Regions from separate parts of the Homo sapiens genome. Here region 2 is linked to region 1. The links are chromatin loops, found by intact Hi-C in ENCODE. Cell type or tissue: IMR-90. All regions are shown on one strand.

Region 1 (5,000 bases):
CTGCTCCCAGGCAGTGACCAAGCATAGCAGAGGGGCAGGCCATTCTGTCTGCCATGGGGCCCTTCAGCAGCTCCCATCGGCCCAGGTTCTCCTCTTCCTCAGGGGTCAGGTTTGCGTCCTGAGCTGAAAGTTTTCCCTACCCAGGGCATCTTTATGACTTTTGTGGGCTCATTCCTCCATAAAAAAAATAAAAATAAATAAAATAATCTTAACATTTTAGTTTATTACTACATTGGCATAAAGAGGTATATGATGTAGGCTAGAAATTATTATATTCATTTTACCCTTCCAATTTTCAAATAAATAAAATTAAAATATTGTCATGGACCCCTAAAAATGCCATGGCTCCTAGGCACTATGGCTGCTGTGCCCCATAAGGACACTGGGCCTGTCCCCAGCTACTCTGGCTCCTTTCTCCTCAGAGCCTTCATAGCCATCTCTCCCAGGAAATCTCTTTCCCACCTAGTCCCAGCTTAGTGTCAGCTTCCACAGCCAGCCTTGTTGTAAATTCATCTTCCTTGCAGATGACGGACATCTGAGAGTTGTCTTTAAAGGGTAGTAACTCACCTGCTGTGTGGACAATATTTTGTGCATTTGCAGCCAAAGTGCCTCACTAGCAACTTGTGCTCAGGATGCTAGGCCAAGTGAACCACAGTCACATTTCTGATCCAAAAAGCATCCAGAAAACACAACATGATCTGCCCAAAGTGAGTCAGAGAGGCTGCTGGGAATAAGACCAAGACTGCTGACACTAAGTCTCATACAGAACCACCAGACTAGACCGCATGCTCTTGTACCCTTTTTCTTTCCATCATTCATTTGTTGCCAAAGCTGGGTTCTATTTACTGACAATTTGAGCAACATTAAGCTTCTCATTGGGGAACAAAAGGTAGCTCATCATGAGTTTACTATCTCAGTTGAACTGTTAGGGGTGATTCAGAAATTGTCATTCAGGTGTCTGCCCCAGGAGAAGAGGCTGGAGGAATGACAGCCAAACCAGGCTGAGTGTGTCATCAGATACAATCTGTTCTGAGGAAGAGGAGTCAATGGGTAGGTGGCTGCAGGTGCCATTGTATTCTCCTTTCTAAAAACAATGATGGTAGCCTGGAGTTCTTGGAAAATTTTGTCCAGTGTCTGATATTAGGAGAATCTTCCTGCCTAGTTCAATGAACCCAACACTCCTATCTGGCATAGGGCTCTAGAGCTTCCAGAACCTCTGGAAAAGGCTTTTTTTTTTTTTTCCTTTGTCAGATCGTTAAGATTCAAGTAGGATGAAACTAGGTATAGATGGACTTTAAGTAGACAGAATCCTTTAATCTGCCAAATCACTGGATACCCTGCAGGCCACAGAGATTCTAAAGTATTACAACTTGAACTGAAAACGAAAGAGGTTATATGGGGGAAATGGGTTCCCCCATAAGATTAAGAATTGAGAAGCTTATTGCCATTCCTCTACAATCTGTTCTGCTTTGCCATACACAGAGTGAAAATCAATCTATTATTACCTAATTCTGGATTATACACAAAGAGCCTGAGGTTTCTAGGCAAAAAAAAAATTCAAATTCAGTTGAAAGAAAGATCACAGTTCTCAGTCATGCTGCCAGTGCTCAGGCCCCTTCTGGGATGGAGCCTGCAGTGCTGGTGTATGCACACTTGCTCCTGAAGAGGCTGTCTGTTCCTTTCTTGCAGCAGCCCTCTGTATTAGCTGAACTTTTCATGTGGAACCAGTGGCCCCTGGTAGTCAGCCATTTCCCCTTGCATTAGGGAAAGAACTTTAAAGGCGGTTCCTGAATGTTTATTTTCAAGCAGTCTGGCTCACCAGCATTCCCCTAAGACTGCCCTTGGCTTGGCCGCGGTGCCAGAGGCATCCTCTGACTCAGCTGTGATGCGCCCTGCTGGCCACATTTGCACTCCAGTTGTGTTGTCTGCTCCAGTGTTGCTGGTTGTCTGGACAAGCTGTCTCCCCAGTAGGGCAGACAACCTGGTCTGAAGAGATGTATGCCAGAGGGAAATACCCACTGGTCTGCTGCCATGGTGAGCAGACGGCACCCAAAGATAATGAGTTATGATGCATGTTTTTCCACCCTATGAGTCTGACAGTTATCTTCACAAGCCTTTAGTTGTAAGGGTTTTGGTGGCCCTTACTATGATAAAGTCAGACTCTAGTCTTTTTATACAGCTTTCAAGGATGACGTAAGCATGAATGAATATTACGTGAGACTTCTCCTATCTGTGCTAAGACCTCAAAGCCCCAAACAATAAGTGACAACAACCTCTATTTTCTAAAGAGTGGTGCTAGACTGTCAATATGTTAAGTGGCAGCCCCTGGCACCTACCCCAGCTCTACAAGTGTTAGCCCATCTCTCCCTTGTAGCCTGTGCATATGAGAAGGCTCGAGATGAATCAGAGAGATTGGAGATGGGGTTTCTATAAAGAGTTGGGTTAGAGCTGCCCTGCTATGTGTTTCCTTTTGACCTCTCCAGGGAAGGCAAGGGGATTGCTTCCCTTTTCTTACCTTGATCTAAAGGAGGGGGCTTAAGCGAACCACTCATGGAAGAGGTAGAGGAAGGAAACTGCCATGTAACCTCATCCCCTCCCTTTTGAGCAGAAATTTCTGAGCTCTGCAGTTGCTCTGGACCTTGAGATGAAAGTAATCAGAGTTCTTGAAAAAGGTTGATCAGTGATACTGGAGTGTGTGTGTGTGATGCAGAGATGGAGCCTGGCACTGGTGCATACATCTAAAGGCAAAAAACTGACTATAGGGACCCGTAGGGGAAGAGTAGAGAAAAAGGAGTTTGTTGCCAGTGAAATGCACTTCCAGAGTTTGAGGGGGCAATTTAGAAGGCAGCTGGGCTACAGTACCTTAAAAGGACTCTTCTCAAGAGAACTGCCTACCAGTGCGGTAATTCCATTAGAAGGGAGCTGGTAGGGCATACCGTGACTTATATGAGCTAAGCAGGATTCACAGATGGTCAGCCAGAGAGTTGCTCATCCCTGTCTGTCAACACTAAAGTGGGATCCCCCATTGGCCATGACAGGAATGCCAGAATTTGGCCATGTGCTGTATGAAGGTCATCAACTCTAGATTAAATAGCAAGAGGCAAGTGAAACCTTTTGTCCCTAGCCTTTGCCTTTCTGTTCCATCCCCACCCTGCCCATTGCCTCCCAACTCTGAAGCAGCCAGAAGCAGTACAGTAAGAGGGAGAAGTAGGGAAGAAAAAGGTGAAGTATGAAGAGACAAAGCACAAACCTTTCTCTCTACTGCTGTTGTGTGGCCCAGTCTCTGGGAAGATCTGAACTAGATGAGACATTGCAGTTGTGACTTGACTGCATCTAATCCTTGAAAATGAAGGTGTTTATTAATACCTGAAAGTAACTGGAAAGCCACAGTAAGTCATCCAAGGGCAGAGAAAGGAAATCCAGCAGACCTTGCACAAAGAAAATGGTAAGAAAATTAAGAAAGCTGCTTCCCTACCGAGTACTTACACCACGCACCAAATGGATCAATGCAGAGAGTAAATAAATAAGTCCTGTTAAAATGACTCTTGCTCATTCCAAACTGAAATGAGAAAAGAGTGTCACGAGTCATGGAGAGATGATCCAACCATCTCATGATGTTTGATGGAATTAAATAACTCTAACCTTATTTTAGATTTTGAAACCTTGTCCAGCTTCTTCCATAATAGCACCACAAGCAGGCTTGGTTTTTTAAATCTTAGCAAAGAGATGCATCCCTCATTATTTTTCCAGCAATCATCTTTTTTTTTTTTTTTGCTAAGGTATGTAGAAAACAGTAATGATCTGAGCTGTCAGTAGGTTACCTCCTGAAAGATTTTGTTTCACTTCATAAAATATGAATAAAGAAAGAAACCCATATGTGATGAATCAGAATTAAGAAAATACAGGATAAAAATCACATCCCCTCCAGTATTCCAAAGATGTCCTATCACAATTCTTACTACATTATTTTAGTCATTTCCATCATCAGACACTAATTTGGGGGAACAATGCTCATTAAAAACCTTGACTCAATGTTTGGGGCAGATTGTTAGGAACATACAAGGAAATGAAGGAAAACTCATATCACATTGTAGTTTTCAGAAATTACATTCACTCTTTGCTTTTCTACAACACAAAGACTAGCACTCTCCTGGGAAGACTTCCCTCAACCTTCTCTGCAGTTCTGAAATTCCTAAGTAGACAATGAGCTTCCCTTCTACGTGCTGTTTCTCCAGTTTTTACCTGAAAGCAAAGGCAAAAGCTGCGTCCGGTATATGAATGAACACAAGATGAACTCACATAGAGCAAAATCTGCTGTTGCGGGCAGACATCTGAACCATTTAATCTTTACTTTGCCACCCAAATTGATAGAACTCCGGGGAAATCAATATATGCGGTAGAAAGCAAATATGATAAGAGAGGGAACCTCTTTCCTTTTTAGAGCATTGGAGGGTTTATTTTGTTTTGTTTTAAAGAATGATACGGATCAAATCTTTGAGTCCTATGGGCAGAGCTTTTCAAATAAAATATTTTAGAGTCTTTTGAACTCATCATTTTTGGCCCTATCCTCTATAGGGGAAAGACTTACAGAGGACTCCAGGCATGAGGACTGTGTGTGTGTGTGTGTGTGTGTGTGTGTGTGTGTGTGTGTGTGTGTGTGTTGAGTGGGGATGTTGGCTAATGAATGGACAAAATATTAGTCCAAAGGTTGAAGAGAACTTGGAGTGAAATAGCAGGAAAGAGTGGAATGCAGGCAGTCAGGCTTCCTGCTAATCATAAGTAGGAATGTAGCCTGGAACTCAGGGGTTCCTCTGCCATGATCACATACCTTGGGATTCTCAAATGCTCTCCAAATATAAAATAAACCATCCACTCTCATGCCTCTACACTTTTGCACATGCTACATTTGTCTCCCCCTTATGCATCTGGCCAAATTCCAGTTCTACTATTACTTCCTTAAGAGGGCCTTCTCTGTACCCCAAAACCAAGGTAATCTTTTG
Region 2 (5,000 bases), 290 kb before region 1:
GGGGCGGGTGGTAAAGGCAGTGTTATAAGGAAACAACTACATTCTAATTCCAGCTCGGAAGTCATCAGAACAGGCTGATGTTGAATCATGCTGGGTTGATATCTGGATGACAGAAACCTTAGGCCTTGTTTCTGTGCCAGGTGCCATCTTATTCTCTTTTTGGAGGGGCTTAAGTCAGCTATCGCCAAGTGGTGACAATGGGTTGAGTTTGATAACACTGGTTATAGGATTCTGAAGATCAGAAAACCCCAAATTCCAACCATGACACCCCAGTTCTATGAAAAAATATTTTTCAGTATATATATATACATATATGTATATATATATACATATACATGTATATGTATACATATATATACATATATGTGTATATATATACATATACATATATATGTATACATATATACATATATGTATATATATACACATATATATACATATATGTGTATATATATACACATATATATACACATATATGTATATATATATACACATATATATATATACATATATGTGTATATATATATACACATATATATATATAGTGCAAAAGGAGGCTCACATAAAAAACCAGGAGAGGTGGGGGCTACAAAAGCCCGGAGTGGCGGCTTCTGCTCCTTAGCCTCTTCGAACACATTCTTGGGATCCTTGGCATACTTGGTGTGAGGGACCTGGATAGCCTCTGTAGTAGAAGTTGTCCTCCAATATGGAAAACAGATTTTTTTGGTCCCTCTAGGAATGTCCATCACTAGCCAACTCTAACTTAGGTGGGAATTTTGCTTAAAGGCATGAGGTTGCCCTGAGCTTCTTGCACTCTTCTCCCTTAATTACTGTAAAAGGTTTTGGAGTCAACTGTTTGGTCAAGGAGAGTCTGATGTCATCGGAGGTATCAGGAAAAACTCACTTCATTGCCTGGGAGGTGGGGCCTTAGGGACAGAGCAAGGCCTTGCCCTAGACTAAGGGGCCTTAGCTCACTGGGCTGCCCATTAAGTAGGCCCTGCCCAGCCCTTACCACCATCTCTTCTCTTCATGAGTGGAACGGAAGCCCTGTACCTGGATCCTTAGGGACACATTCTCTCTACCCCATTCTTCTTTCCAGAGGGCTCCCCAGAGTGATGTGGAATGGCATTTCATAACCCAACTTGCTTCATCCAACATAGATGTACAACTAGGCCTGAGTGGGGCTTGCACAGGTAACTGTTTCTCTACCCTTTTTCCATAATTGTCCCCTCCATTACTGATCCTCCTGCCTCAGCCTCCAGAGTAGCTGGGATTATGGGTGTGTGCCACCACACTCGGCTAATTTTTTGCATTTTTAGTAGAGACAGGGTTTCACCATGTTGGCCGGGCTAGTCTCGAACTCCTGACTTCAAGTGATCTGCTCACCTCGGCCTCACAAAGTTCTGGGATTACAGGTGTGAGCCACTGCGCCTGGCCTCCCCCATTACATTTTAATTCCACAGATACACTTGAGCTGTTTATGGACTATGCCCCATTCCGAAGGCGACAAATCGTTGTAATAGCTAAGACTTTTTTCACCTGTCACAGAACCAATTTTTGCCCCCTGGGAGATGATACTGCCTCACCCCACTCAGCAATAGGAGTGATATCAAGTATCCTGTTAGGGAAGAATAACAATCTATGCAAAAGGCTGCATACACATGGCTTCTAGCTATAGAGGATGGGTTTCTAAGGCTGCAAGGGTTTGCTATAGGGTTTGTTTCTGGGTTTTAGACAAGAGGGTAAAACTCCCTTGAATCAAGTGAAAGATGCCCAGACTGTTCTTCAGCCCCCAGCCCAAGCTCTCTGCAGAAATCTGACCCTGGGGCTGGAGGCTGTTAGGACCCTATAGCTCTTATTGCTAGTCACAAGGTAGGAGCCACCCAGTTGCCTTTCTTTCCTCATTTCCCATTTGTCCTGTGTCATCCTCCATCTATCTGCCCTAGCAAAGACAGTCGGGGGGCCTCTGAGAATCTTCTGCTGGCAAGATTACAGTTTCACGATAGAAAACATAAGTGGAGTCAAATTACAGAGTACGCACACTGTTTCCCTTGATTTTCCTCTCACATCTTCTGTGCGTGGTGAGAAGAGAGAGGGGAGGGGTATAAGTGGGTTCCTGGGTGAGAGAGGGAGGTACCAGAGTAAATACAGTGCCACTTGGATGGTGACACCCCATTACCTTCAGACACAAAGATGTAAGCTGAGGGAAATGAATTCTTGGATTCAGGGAAATGAATTCTTGGATTCTGAACATGAGGGTCAGATTTACATTCCTGTCTCAATTGTTGACGCTTATCCCAAGGACTAGTCATTCTGCAACATCTGTGGGAAATTCCCAGATTGAACTTCCCAGGGAGAAACATCATATGACATATTGGGAAAATGGCTGACAATGGTTTTCCTTAGTAAGTTCATTGAGAAGAAAAGTGGGCGGATGATTTCCCAGTCTTCACTCTTTCAGAAGCCCCTAAAACAATCTGACATGCTCTAGTTGGAGCCTGCTTTCTATCCCATCAGTTTGATTTCTGAATGCCTTATGATCATTAGCATTCTTCATTAAAAAAAAAAAAAGCTTTGTCGCATTTGTTAGTCTTGACTTCCAAATCTTCCGTGTTCTTTTTTTTTTTTTCTCTCTCTCTCTCTCTTTCCCTTTGGCTGTTCTCAGGCTTGGAGAAAAAGCTTGTAGCATGCCATTCCTTCCTCCACTGCTAGAATCCTCCCCCACATCCGACCCTCCCACCTTTTCCTAATGTTTCTCCAGCAAGCCCAGCGCCCACTGAAGAGCGTAAATTAGTGCCTAGTAATTGGTACAAAGGCACTTTCTGTTTCTATGCAACACACGCAGAAAGGAGGGGCAAAAGGAAGACGAAGAAAAAAACCCCACAGATGGTTAAAAAGGGAAAGAAGTGAGATCCTCTTTCAGTGGTCTTTGAGCAATCCTGGCTCTCTTTCTCCGCCCCACTTTTTGTTGAAAGTTAGTCACAGGCCTAGGCCTAACTCAGAGCACTTGGTGGCAGCAGTTGTTAGTATCAAAAGAATAGCACTTGGAGGTTGGAAGTGACCTTGGGAGGTCATCACATCCATCATTTTGTCTTTAAGAAAGCACATCCCCACCCTTTCTCAGAGAGATGGGGATTGTTCTCTTGAAATGTTTTGGGGGGACTTGAAGGGCTTTGAAGCACACCACCAGGTTTCAAAAGCTGCCTATCTGCCTTGACTAGCATGTGAGTGGTCATACTGTGTAATCTCCCAGAGCCTCACCAGCTCATGAGGGTACTAGGTAGTTGGAAGCATTTGTCAGCAGAAAATGCTAAAGCCCCTAGCTTCAAGCTTGGCTCTGCGGGTGCCTAGGAATTTTTCCTTCATTTTGAATTCTTTGCAGTACTTTCATTTGAATTCTTTCCCCCCACTTGCTCTCCTGGGACTTCAGTCTATGGTTAACATTTTTCTTTTTCACCTTAGTTTAAAGGGCTGCTTCATGGAATTAACCAAGTGAAAGGGCAGAGGTGGAGTGAGCTGGGGTGGCCTATGCCCTTTTTATGGGAGCAGCACTCTCTTTAACAGCCCAAGGCAGAGCTGCTGAGAGGTTTCCTACCACTCCCTACCTGGAATCGTCCTGAAACTTTAATACCTTTTTGATGCATTAAGGCCACGAGTAAACATTTGTTTTATCCCAGTGTCAAGCAGTCCCCTCAGCAAATAATAGGACTAACATTATTATTCATAAGAATGTGATCCCCCCTGAGGGAGTGAGAAGCACCCATTTTTTTTTTAAATACATGGGACCTTCCAAGGCCATTCATTGCCATGTGTGTCCAAAGCCTTTTTGATGGTGTGCCCGAAGCCTTCTCTTTTAATCTCAGTTTCTAGTGTGGTATAATTGACTTTGGAATCCTGAGATGAGAATTGAAGAACCTGGATCTGAAATCTAAAGGTTCTAGAGCTGAGAGAACCAGTTTGCTCACGATCTAAGCCAGAGCTGCTGCTGCTGGGCCTTTGAATTTGTTTATTTTTTAATGAAACTGAGAATGATCACAAATTTGAACAGGAGAAAGGAATCTAGGAGAATTTGAACAGGAGAAAGGCCAATCCTTAACTGGCCAGATTGAGTCTTTTTAAAAAGTGAGGACATTTATTTAAATAGATTAAAGTAAGAGACGGGAGCTTAAGCCATACAAAATTAGTGACAAGGATTTGAAATGCAGTCAGTGGTGTTATGTATTCAATGAAGTTTGAACATTTTTCCAAGCTGAGCCTCCGTCCTTGTGGAAGGGAGTATCTCCCAAAGGGCCTGACTTGAACCAAAGTGGGAACCAGTGGAATAGGCAATGGTCAAAAACACAAAAGTCTCTCTTGGGAGTTTTGGACATTTTAGAACCGGGAGCAAAATTACAGATCATCTTGGCCCAAAGAAATAGAGGGAGAAGAAAATGTTTCACCATCTCTGTCTTCCAGAGAGCTAGCTTTCATAAGACAGGCAGTTAGAAATGAAGAGTAAGGCCTGACCTATTTCATATTGAACAGTCAAACTGAGGAACTGGAATGTGAGGGGGCCTTTACCTTCAGTACAGAGACAGTAGATAGAGTCGTCAGAGCACAGGCTTTTGGGTCCTTCTGACATGGGTTTTTGAATCCTGTCTCCACCATTCTATTTATGACAACTCAGGCTCTACTTACCTTCTCTGAGCCTCAGGTTTCTCATCTGTAAAATGGAGCTCAGTAATTATATATTTATGAAGTTGTTATGAAGCTTAATTCAGATGAGGTGTTTAAATCATTTAGCACACCATTATAATTAAAAATAAAGAATTTATGTGTGTGTTCCAGAAGCCCTTGATTCCTAGAATTTTTGTTTAGAATTCCAGATTAGTCCAGCACTGCCTCATTCACTTCAATTATTTATTATTATTATTATTATGATTTTGAGACTGAGTCTCACTCTGTCACCGAGGCTGGAGTGCAGTGGCATGAAGGATCTTGGCTCACTGCAACCTCTGCAC

The links. Peaks named below come from ENCODE experiments on the same cell type or tissue, not always from the same donor. Only the 100,000 strongest peaks of a DNase experiment are listed, where the experiment ranks them.
Region 2: it touches region 1 in a loop (6-fold over the local background); 1 of 110 quality-filtered maps calls a loop at or near these places.

The regions. Positions count from the first base shown.
Region 1 is chr9:70,117,959-70,122,958 of GRCh38, reverse strand. All of the region lies in intron 5 of MAMDC2 (MAM domain containing 2), which reads right to left. Among named protein-coding and RNA genes, the nearest start is that of MAMDC2-AS1, 55 kb to the left of the region's middle. In IMR-90, a CTCF peak has its summit at 1,882; DNase peaks (open chromatin) are centred at 708, 1,868 and 4,748; H3K27ac peaks cover 191 bases.
Region 2 is chr9:70,404,529-70,409,528 of GRCh38, reverse strand. The region is part of intron 1 of KLF9 (KLF transcription factor 9); the gene reads left to right. LOC124900273 (a long non-coding RNA gene) reads left to right here. Exons shown (of 2, transcript XR_007061576.1): 2 at 1,100-5,000. Among named protein-coding and RNA genes, the nearest start is that of KLF9-DT, 7.2 kb to the left of the region's middle. In IMR-90, no CTCF peak of the experiment used is centred here; DNase peaks (open chromatin) are centred at 2,228 and 2,958; H3K4me3 peaks cover 504 bases; H3K27ac peaks cover 2,344 bases.